Linked DNA regions of Homo sapiens: region 1 is linked to region 2. The links are chromatin contacts, found by Hi-C or POLR2A ChIA-PET in ENCODE. All regions are on one chromosome and are shown on one strand. The core of a region is the stretch at or near the end of the contact, and the rest is flanking DNA. Distances in the headings are between cores, read along the strand shown. Region 1 holds the start of TSPYL2 (TSPY like 2). Region 2 holds the start of RRAGB (Ras related GTP binding B).

Region 1 (4,831 bases), core at 2,078-4,577, 2.6 Mb before region 2:
AGATCCAAGCCTCCTCCCAGGGGTGGAGTCCACTCTGGGCTTACTTTGAGGCCTGTTCTGTGGATTGGTGAGCCAAGCTGGCACTCCTTGCCCTGGTCTTACCCAGGCTCTCTGTCCCCCTCTCACTTCCTGTGGGGCCGGAATCTGTATTTATCCATCCCCCTTTCCCTTCTTTATAGAAGTCCCTGTCCTAAACTCCCTCCCTAGCCCAAGAGAGCCCCAGAACTGGGGAAGCCTGACCCATACAGAATGGGGAGGGCACTCTAGGCAGGAGAGACATTAATGAGCCTGGCTGCAGAGTGGCCCTGGAAAGGCAGGCCAGAGTGGCTGAGAGGCTGGGAGTAGGGGAGCCTGTTCTCTCAGCGATAGTGATGGGGGTGCCTTTCCGAGGGGGTGGGGTGGGAAGACCAAGGGGGTGGGGGGTAGATAGGGTACATTTAGGAGGGTTTTCCTCCATTTCTTTTTTCTAACTGCCTGGATTCACCATTGGATTTTGTAAATGGAAAAACTGAAATGAACAATGCTATACTGGATGTTTTCTCTTTCTGACTGTGTGTGTGTGTGTGCGTGCGTGCGTGCATGTGCCCTGTCTGACCACATGTGGAGAGACATGATTGAGTGATAGTGTGTGTCTGTGTGACTTTGTGTGGGGAGGCACTCCTGAAGAAAACTTGCCCGGTGCACACACGTAAAATGCCTGTATATGGGGACAGATACAGCACGTGCATGCATACACACACACACACACACACCACAGTTGAGAGGAGACAAACTAGAGTATGTGCCCGTGGTAGGAAGTCGAGTGGTCAAGAGATGGATCTTGGAAACTACATAGGTCGGTAGCAAGAGGGTAGACTCCCATCTCACAAGATGGGCCTCCCTTGGCCCAGGCCCTGAGCACGGGAGGGCTGGGGCCGCCAGGGAACTTGAAAACCTCATCTCCTCACAAAGCCTGTAGCCCCATCTCAACCCCGTCTCAGTCTCCTTCCCAAACTCAAACAAGGTGTTCCTAAAATTGGACCACCATGGAGAATGGGGACTGGGAATTGAGGATCAAATGTGAGGGAAACTGATGAGGTTAGGAAATGCCCCCCACAAAGTAATGGCTTCTGGAGGGACTGCTCAGTCTGGGATGGGAGCCCTTCCTAGGGGCCACTGTATGCAGCTGGGACTTTGGTCAGCTTTGACCAAATTTAGAGGGAGGGATGTCATGGGGAAAAAAAACCCAAGCCCAGGAGTCTACCCAGCCAGCCTGCTCCCTAGACAGTTAATTTACTATCTGGTTATTCTCTCAGGTGCACAGAATTGAGTTGACCATACTCCTCAGTTCTTGGCACACTATATCATCATTGGTCCATGTGAGGCCCTTTTATTTTTTTTTCTTCAGTTTTGTCCCCTTCATCACCCATTCCTGATCCCATCCTCCCCGCCCCCTACACAGGCACCCACTCTCGTGTATTTAACGTACGTCCTTCCAATCCACCGTTCATGTGTTTATTTACATATATGTGTATCTGTGAAAAATGTATGGTATTGCTGTGTGTTTTAATTTACATAAACAGTATTGTACTATAAATCTTGTTGTTTCTTTTTTCACTCAACATTCTGTCTTTGAGAGATCCAGCCATGTTGCCGTATATAGATCTAATTCATTCTAGTGGTCCATCTAAAACATATATCACATTTTTCTTATCCACTCCCCTGATGATGGATCCCTAGGTCTCCTCTCTGCTCCGCGACAAGGCTGCAATGGGCAGTTACCTACACCTCTCTTGAGGGATGCCTAATTTAGGGGAGAGAAAACTGAAGCTCAGAGAGGGGCAGTGATTTGGTTAAGGTTACAAAATGAGGGGCACACCCATGATGTGAATCCCAGCACCAAAGCCAGCCCTCCACCACCATGCCTCACAAAAGACCATCCATCTCTGGTTTAAAAAGAAAAATCTTAAAATACAGCATACACTGGGGAAAGGGAGAGGAAAGGATGGAAAGGGGGAGAAATGAAGAGACAGAAAGTGCTAGAAAATTCTAGCAGATGAGCTGAATCACAATCATTTTTATGACGCAGAGGAAGTTACTTTTTTGTGTGTGTGATTATTATTTGTAGAGCCATTTTGCGGAGATGGAAAACGCCACGTCAAAACCTGGCCCCCAAACCAAACACCCTGGGTGCCTAAATTGCAGGCGCAGGCGGTAGGGCAGCCCGAGCCCCCGAGGAGCTACAGCAGAGTTCACCCAGGGGGCAAACGTGGGGGGTGGGGGAAGGGGCAGAAGTGGAAGGTAGGAAAAGAGGCAGAAGCGGGGGGGCGGGGGGCAGGGGTTGTGTGAGGGAAGGGGCAGAAGTTGGGGGATAGGGGAAGGGCAGAAGCGGAGGGCGGGAGGGTGAGGGAAGGGGCAGAAGTGGGGTTGGGGGGTGAAGGAAGGGGCAGAAGTTGGGGGATAGGGGAAGGGGCAGAAGTGGGGGTGAGGGAAGAGACAGTTGGGGGATGGGGGTCAGAAGCAGGGAATGCGGGAAGGGGCAGAAGGGGGGGTGAGGGAAGGGGCAGAAGCGGGGGAGGAAGGGGCAGAAGCGGGGGGTGAAGGGGCAGAAGCGGGGGTGGGGTGGGGGAAGGGGCCGAAGCGGGGGATGGGGGAAGGGGCAGAAACGGGGGGTGGGGGAAGGGACAGAAACGGGGAGTGGAGGAAGGGGCAGAAGCGGGGATGGAAAAAGGGGCAGCAGTGGGGGATGGGAGAAGGGGCAGAAGCGGGGGTGGGAGAAGGGGCAGGAGCTGGGATGGGGGAAGGGGCAGGACCCGGGATGGGGGAAGGGGCAGAAGCGGGGGTGGGGGAAGGAGCTGAAGGAAATGGGGGAAGGGGCAGATTTTAAAAGTGCGTAGTTGCTGAGGGGAGGGGGGCGGGGGGAACGATAACGAGGCTCTTCCAATTTCATGTGAGCACATCCTGCTCAGCGCCTGCGTTTGTTTTTCGTCTCGTTTTTTGGTCTTCAGAACCACTGGTACTTTTCCCATTGGATAAAACGCTGAGAGGGTGAGGGAGAGGGGCTTCTTCCCCAGCTTTCCTCGCAGCCAATCGCCCTGCAGTTTCCCTCCCGTCGCTGAGGGAGTCAGCCCGTTGATTGGCGGGCCCGAGGGGAGCCAATCGGAAACTGATGATGTGTGGTGTTGGCAAGCGGATTGCGTGAGAGCGGGCAGGGGTCGCGGGAGCGCGATCGCCGCCGCGGCGGCCGGCAGCCAATGGCCAGGCCGAGCGGACCCCTGCGTCAGGAGTGGGCGGGGCTTCGGCGATTGGCGCGGAGGGAGTAGAGCGGGCGCTGTGGGAGGGAACGCCAGAGCGAGGTGGTGAGGAGAGCTGGTTGCGTGAGTCTCCTCAGCTCTGCTTACCGGTGCGACTAGCGGCAGCGACGCGGCTAAAAGCGAAGGGGCGAGTGCGAGTCCCCTGAGCTGTACGAACGCGGTCGCCATGGACCGCCCAGATGAGGGGCCTCCGGCCAAGACCCGCCGCCTGAGCAGCTCCGAGTCTCCACAGCGCGACCCGCCCCCGCCGCCGCCGCCGCCGCCGCTCCTCCGACTGCCGCTGCCTCCACCCCAGCAGCGCCCGAGGCTCCAGGAGGAAACGGAGGCGGCACAGGTGCTGGCCGATATGAGGGGGGTGGGACTGGGCCCCGCGCTGCCCCCGCCGCCTCCCTATGTCATTCTCGAGGAGGGGGGGATCCGCGCATACTTCACGCTCGGTGCTGAGTGTCCCGGCTGGGATTCTACCATCGAGTCGGGGTATGGGGAGGCGCCCCCGCCCACGGAGAGCCTGGAAGCACTCCCCACTCCTGAGGCCTCGGGGGGGAGCCTGGAAATCGATTTTCAGGTTGTACAGTCGAGCAGTTTTGGTGGAGAGGGGGCCCTAGAAACCTGTAGCGCAGTGGGGTGGGCGCCCCAGAGGTTAGTTGACCCGAAGAGCAAGGAAGAGGCGATCATCATAGTGGAGGATGAGGATGAGGATGAGCGGGAGAGTATGAGGAGCAGCAGGAGGCGGCGGCGGCGGCGGAGGAGGAAGCAGAGGAAGGTGAAGAGGGAAAGCAGAGAGAGAAATGCCGAGAGGATGGAGAGCATCCTGCAGGCACTGGAGGATATTCAGCTGGATCTGGAGGCAGTGAACATCAAGGCAGGCAAAGCCTTCCTGCGTCTCAAGCGCAAGTTCATCCAGATGCGAAGACCCTTCCTGGAGCGCAGAGACCTCATCATCCAGCATATCCCAGGCTTCTGGGTCAAAGCAGTATCCTTCTAATCGATACTCCGTAGGTCAGAAGCCCGTGACAGGAAAGGGGAAGGTGGGGGAGGGACAGAAAAGGTAAAGCGGGTGGAGGAGAGCCAGAGGTGGGCATGATCCCCCTATCGGAAGACGGACTAGACTGGGTGGAAGAGGGATGGAAGGAGGAGGGCAAAACAGCAGAGAAGCTGGACTGGAGATGATGAAGGGTGGTGGAGGGGGGGCGGACATAAAAACTGGACCACAGATGGGAAAGGGGGAAGAGGAGGAACATAGCATTAAAAAAAGGATCACAGATGATAAAAAGGGGGAGGGTAGTAAAGGGGCACACAGCAAAAAAATTGGACCAGAGATGGTGAAAGGAGGAGGGGAGGGGCACGTAGAAGATGAACTGACTCAGAGACCTTGAAGAGGGAGGGGAATGGCACACAGCAGAGAAACTGCCCAGAAAGGGTGCTTGAGCCATACAAGGCTCTGTAAACCTAGATTTTTGCTTAAGATACTAGGAGACCCCAATCCTGGCTGGAGTGCCTTGCATTGGAGGGAGGGGGGCTGGAGCCCCTGAAAGATC
Region 2 (5,023 bases), core at 1,810-4,309:
ACTTGAGCAGCTTTTAGAGAGGATGGATGGTTTGAAGGAGGGGGAAAAGGATACCAGCAGCAACAGGGAGACAGTATTTTTTTTTTGCTTGCTTTGTCGCCCAGGTTGGAGTGCAGTGGTGCGATCTTGGCTCACTGCAACCTCCGCCTCCTGAGTTCAAGCAATTCTCCTGCCTCAGCCTCCCGAGTAGCTGGGATTATAGGCGCGTGCCACCACACCTGGCTAATTTTTGTAGTTTTAGTACAGATGAGGTTTCACTATGTTGGCCAGGCTGGTATCGAACTCCTGACCTCAGGTGATTCGCCCACTTTGGCCTCCCAAAGTGCTGGGATTACAGGTGTAAGCCACTGCACCTGGCCGAGACAGTACATTTTTATAAAAGAGTGGTTTAAGGGGCCAATTTGGCTGGTGAAGCCCGGGGGCAGTAGGTGTTGGAAGACATATTTGAAAGCTGCCTTTAGAAAGCAAGCACATATTAATTACGTCAAATGTTTTGGGGGATGAGATGACTAATGAAGATCAACTCACTCACTCCCAACCCCTTTGGAGCTGCCACTGTGGGAAAATCACTTAGTAGGCTATTGTGGATATCTAGGCCAGAGATTATGATAGCTGGAACAAAAAGAGTGGCAGTAAGAATAAGAGCAGGCAGGTAGTAGAAAATAGACTGATCATGACCTGGTCTCATTGACACGTATGGAGGGCAGTGAATCTAAGGTGACTTCCTGGTTTGGGACTCAGGATCTTTCATCAGACAAGGAAAGCCAGAATGGAAGCTTGTTTGGGGGTAGTTGGTTGGAAGGAGACAAAAGATTAGCTAGTGATAGAGCGAAGGATCACTAATCAGAGTAGAATAACTTTTTTCTTGAGGCAAGGCAGTTGTGGAGAAAAGGAATCACACAGGACCTCAAGTGGAAAGTGTGGGAGCAGACAGTGTAACTGCCCAACGGGTTCACCTTGCCTGCTGCCTAGACAGAGCTGATTTATCAAGACAGGGGAATTGCAATGGAGAAAGAGTAATTCATGCAGAGCCAGCTGTGGGTGAGACTGCAGTTTTATTACTCAAATCAGTTTCGGGGGATTGAAATTTTTAACAATAATTTGGTGGGTAGGGGCTTGGGAAGTGGGGAGTGTTGACTGGTCAAGTTGGATATGGAATCATAGGGGGCTCTAAGTGAGTTTTTCTTGCTATCTTCTGTTCCTGGGTGGGATCGCAGAACTGGCTGGGCCAGATTACTGGTCTGGGTGCTGTAAGTGAAACGAGGGAAGTTCCCCTATCCCCCTTGCAGGGCATGCCACAGCGGGAGTGGCTCACTGCTTCACAACCTCTAGGGGGAGCATGCAGAGGGGCAGGCTGTGGGGCTCCGACCCCATGGCAACCTCTAGGGGTGAATATAACATTTGGGTGGGAAGGCAGGAGTGCCTATCCTCACCTAGGTCCATGGGCACAGGCCCCAGGGTGGAGCCCTAGCCACGGACCCGCCTTTCTCTGCCCAGCACTTTCCTGCCCCGCTCCTGTATCATAAGCTGGTGCATCTGAATGCAGGGTCTGCAAAACATATCAAACAGTGATCTTAGGTTTTAAAACAGTGATGTTATTCCTGGGAGCAATTTGGGGAGGTTCAGACTCTTGCAGCTGGAGGCTGCATGGCCCCTGAATTGTAATTTCTAATCTTGTAATCTTGTGGCTAATTTGTTAGTCCTGCAAAGGCCGACTGGTTCCCAGGTAAGAAGGTTTTTTTGTTTTTTTGTTTTTTTTTAGTGGGGGGCAGCGGGAGGGAGAAAGGGCTATTATCAATTTTGTATCAGAGTTAAACTATAAACTAAATTCCTTCCCAAGGTTAGTTCGGCCTACGCCCAGGAATGAACAAGGACACCTTAAAGGTTAGATGTAAGATGGAGTCGGTGAGGTCTGATCTCTTTCACTGTCATAATTTCCTCAGTTACAGTTTTTGCAAAGGCAGTTTCAATAATAGTACTCTGTTTCCTGCAGTTTCTCTTCCTTCCTTCCCTTTTTTTCTTATCAAAGTAATATATGTACACACTTACGTGTAAATAATACATGTAGTATATCATATATTAATTATAAATAATATAATTAAACTACACATTTATTTAAAATAACATATTTATAACATATTATTTAAGTATTAGTTGATTATATTAAATATAATTAAATGTCATATTAATCTTATTATTATATATCATTTATACATTATAGAAATATATATAGCACAGAAGGGCTTCAGATAAAAAATAATAGTCCCCTGACATATCACGTCCTATCCCCTACCCCATTCTCCAGAAGGAACATCTTTGAACCCCTCTGGGCATTTTTCCTGGTGTGCATATCCCTACCAGTAGTCTTTCTGTTCTCAATTCTAGACTTCACTTATTTACAGATGGGGTCTCGCTATGTTGGCCAGGTTGGTCTTGAACTCCTGGCCTCAAGTGATCCTCCCTCCCCAGCCTCCCAAAGTGCTGGGATTAAAGGCATGACCCACCACTCCCAGCCCTAGACTTTATTTATTGACTTCTTACTATGGTACTTCCTTCACTTCCTGTTTTAAACAAGTGGGAAGATGAATGTGTGTGTTAAAATTCCTGATGAATCCCTGGTTTCAGCAATAACGATAATTTATACAGTATTTGCTATGTGGAAGACACAGTTCTAAGCGCTTTGGATGTATTAATCATTTAATTACAAACTCGATTGCAAGAATTAACAATAAAAAGCAGGAAGGCAAAGACAATGCTCGGTCTTCCCAGTCAAAAACCATTACCGGTAACCAGCAGTAAAAAAGAGAAGCTCAGAGGCACTGAAATTGCAACCGGCTCCTTTAATTCTCCATAGCGGATGGGTGGGGCCAGGCCCACCCACATTAGAGAGGCTGAAGGCTCCCAGCGCCCTACCCCGCCCGAGGGGCGGAGCCTGAGCCAAGGCCACGTGATGATGACAGACGGCACTCTGGCTTTCCTGGAGCTGTCTCTATGGTATTCTTCCCAGCCCACCCGTCCCTTTGGTAGCGGCAGTCACGTGACAGACTCCGGGGTAAGGCAGATGCCCACGTGATCCTGGCCTGCAGTTGGGTGGCTGCGGTGAGATACCTGGGTTCCTGAAGGGCGGGTGGTTAGGTCGTAACTACTGCCCCCGCCGGCTGACTCTCCGAGCGGCCGGGCTCGGAAGCCACGAGCCAGCTGAGGCGTTCTCCGCTTAGTGCCTACGGCATGGGTCAGCTCTTTCTGCCACCTCCGCCTTCGCGGTCCTCACCTCTTTGCGGGTGAAGTTACCTTTGGGTTTCCAGACCTTGGGGGCCTGAGGCCCAAACTCGGGACGAACCCCTAACCCACCTCTCTTTTCCTGTCATTCTCCAACTCTTACTTTGTACCACGGAATCACTTGGCCTTAAAGCTAGCCAGCTCGGCCGTGCCTTGAGGCCAGGTTCGAGAGATAAAGGTAACCGTGGGGAAAGCGGCCCCCCAGTGGACAAAGGCGGAGGCAAGAATAGAGCAGGCCTGAGGGCCATAGGCGATGAGAATAGGCAGTTGAGGGGTGAAAAAGAAAACAAACAAACAACAACAACAAACCCTGAAGAGTACTGAAGATTTAGAAGGGACTGGAAAGGACTTGTTGCGCAATGGAAGAATCTGACTCTGAGAAAACGACGGAGAAAGAAAATCTGGGGCCGAGAATGGATCCACCACTAGGGGAACCGGAAGGATCGCTTGGGTGGGTGAAGGGTATTTGTGAAACCTGGAAGTGGGGGTGTTCAAATTGAAGAGAGTATTGTGAATTAGAACACTTCTCCCCACCCCGCACCATGATAAATTGCTTTGATTTACCAGTAATGTTGATTGGGATTATGCTTTGGACGACAGGATAAACTGGAAAGCGAATTGGTGCTAACTGATCAGAAACAACCCTTGGGAAGGGGCTGATATTCCTGGTGGTGGTGCTGGGGGAGTGTTCTAATTAAAGCAGTTATGAGTTGCTTTGAATTATCAGTAAAGGAGATTTGCTGTCACCAGGTTGGGGATGGAAAGACTAGAAAGAAGATTTGCATTTCCAGGTCAGAGCTTGAGGGTGTTTTCTGTGCCAATTTGTACCTGAATTTGAGACTTACATCTACTTTGTGTCTGTGATGAGTGAAATAGGGCTTGGAAGGACAGCTGAAGGACTAAAAAGATACTTCCAGATTTTAAAATTAGGAGGCTGAATGTTTTTTATACATAGAAGATATTCAATACTCAGTCCTCAAGTAGAGGATATCAATATATTCTGTTTTTTTAGAAATAGAAGATATTGTTTGATTAAAGCAGCTGTGTTGCTTTGATTAAGATGATGAAAAATTGAATCTTGAATTTTAATGGCTCATTTGTATTCCTAAATAAATCTTCCTAGGAGTTCTCTCTTGAACTTCTAATTAGGAGATAGAGAGTATACACACAGTTTTATAATTTAGGAAAATGGGACCTCTATTCATCTGAGGTCCCACACACACAGCTGTACTCAGCCGTTGTACTAAACATGCTCTTTTGTACCTCCATGTTTATTTATACTTCATTAATTTCAATTTCTAAGGGAATTGGATCATGGAAACTGTTTTTTGGTTTATATCTGCAGGTGGGTGCTACCAAATACAGCCATGAAGAAAAAGGTAAGACGTGTTAGATACGTCAAAACCATGAAGGTAAAGGTAAGAAGTTGATATTCAGGAACTTTGTGACATATATACACCATCTTTTCTGGACTATTGCAGGAGCCTTCTGTGTGGTCTGTCTGACTCTCTTCTCCTTGTATGCTATCAGATTTAATTTTTCTAATATGAAAATCCGACTGAGTCATCTACATACTTAAGAACCTTTAGTAACTTCTTTAAGCCCATGGAATAAAATCCAAATGATTTCATGGCCCTTTAAAATCTGTTCCTGACCAAACCCTGTGCCACACTTATGCACCCTATCACAGCCCTACAGAATTTATTGTTCTCCAGATTTACAAATTAATTTGCACTTTGTGTAA

Evidence for each region. A loop is a pair of places that touch in the nucleus more often than their neighbours do. ChIA-PET counts read pairs that join two places held with the same protein, here RNA polymerase II (POLR2A). Pooled maps may share reads with other maps.
Region 1: a pooled map shows a loop between it and region 2 (7-fold over the local background). The contact joins the promoter of TSPYL2 here to the promoter of RRAGB in region 2. A Hi-C loop is called at or near these places in 1 of 37 single-sample maps with no recorded cell type and 8 of 50 pooled maps. POLR2A ChIA-PET finds 5 or more read pairs at or near these places in 1 of 52 experiments (activated B cell).

Annotation. Positions count from the first base shown.
Region 1 is chrX:53,079,040-53,083,870 of GRCh38, forward strand. TSPYL2 (TSPY like 2) reads left to right here and starts at 3,328. Exons shown (of 7, transcript NM_022117.4): 1 at 3,328-4,266. The coding sequence starts at 3,460. GPR173 (G protein-coupled receptor 173) reads left to right here. Exons shown (of 2, transcript NM_018969.6): 2 at 1-1,576. RefSeq lists silencers at 3,193-3,302, 3,573-3,622, 3,653-3,702.
Region 2 is chrX:55,714,690-55,719,712 of GRCh38, forward strand. It overlaps RRAGB (Ras related GTP binding B), which reads left to right and starts at 3,060. Exons shown (of 10, transcript NM_006064.5): 1 at 3,060-3,730; 2 at 4,625-4,658. The coding sequence starts at 3,639. RefSeq lists enhancers at 3,189-3,388, 3,549-3,678.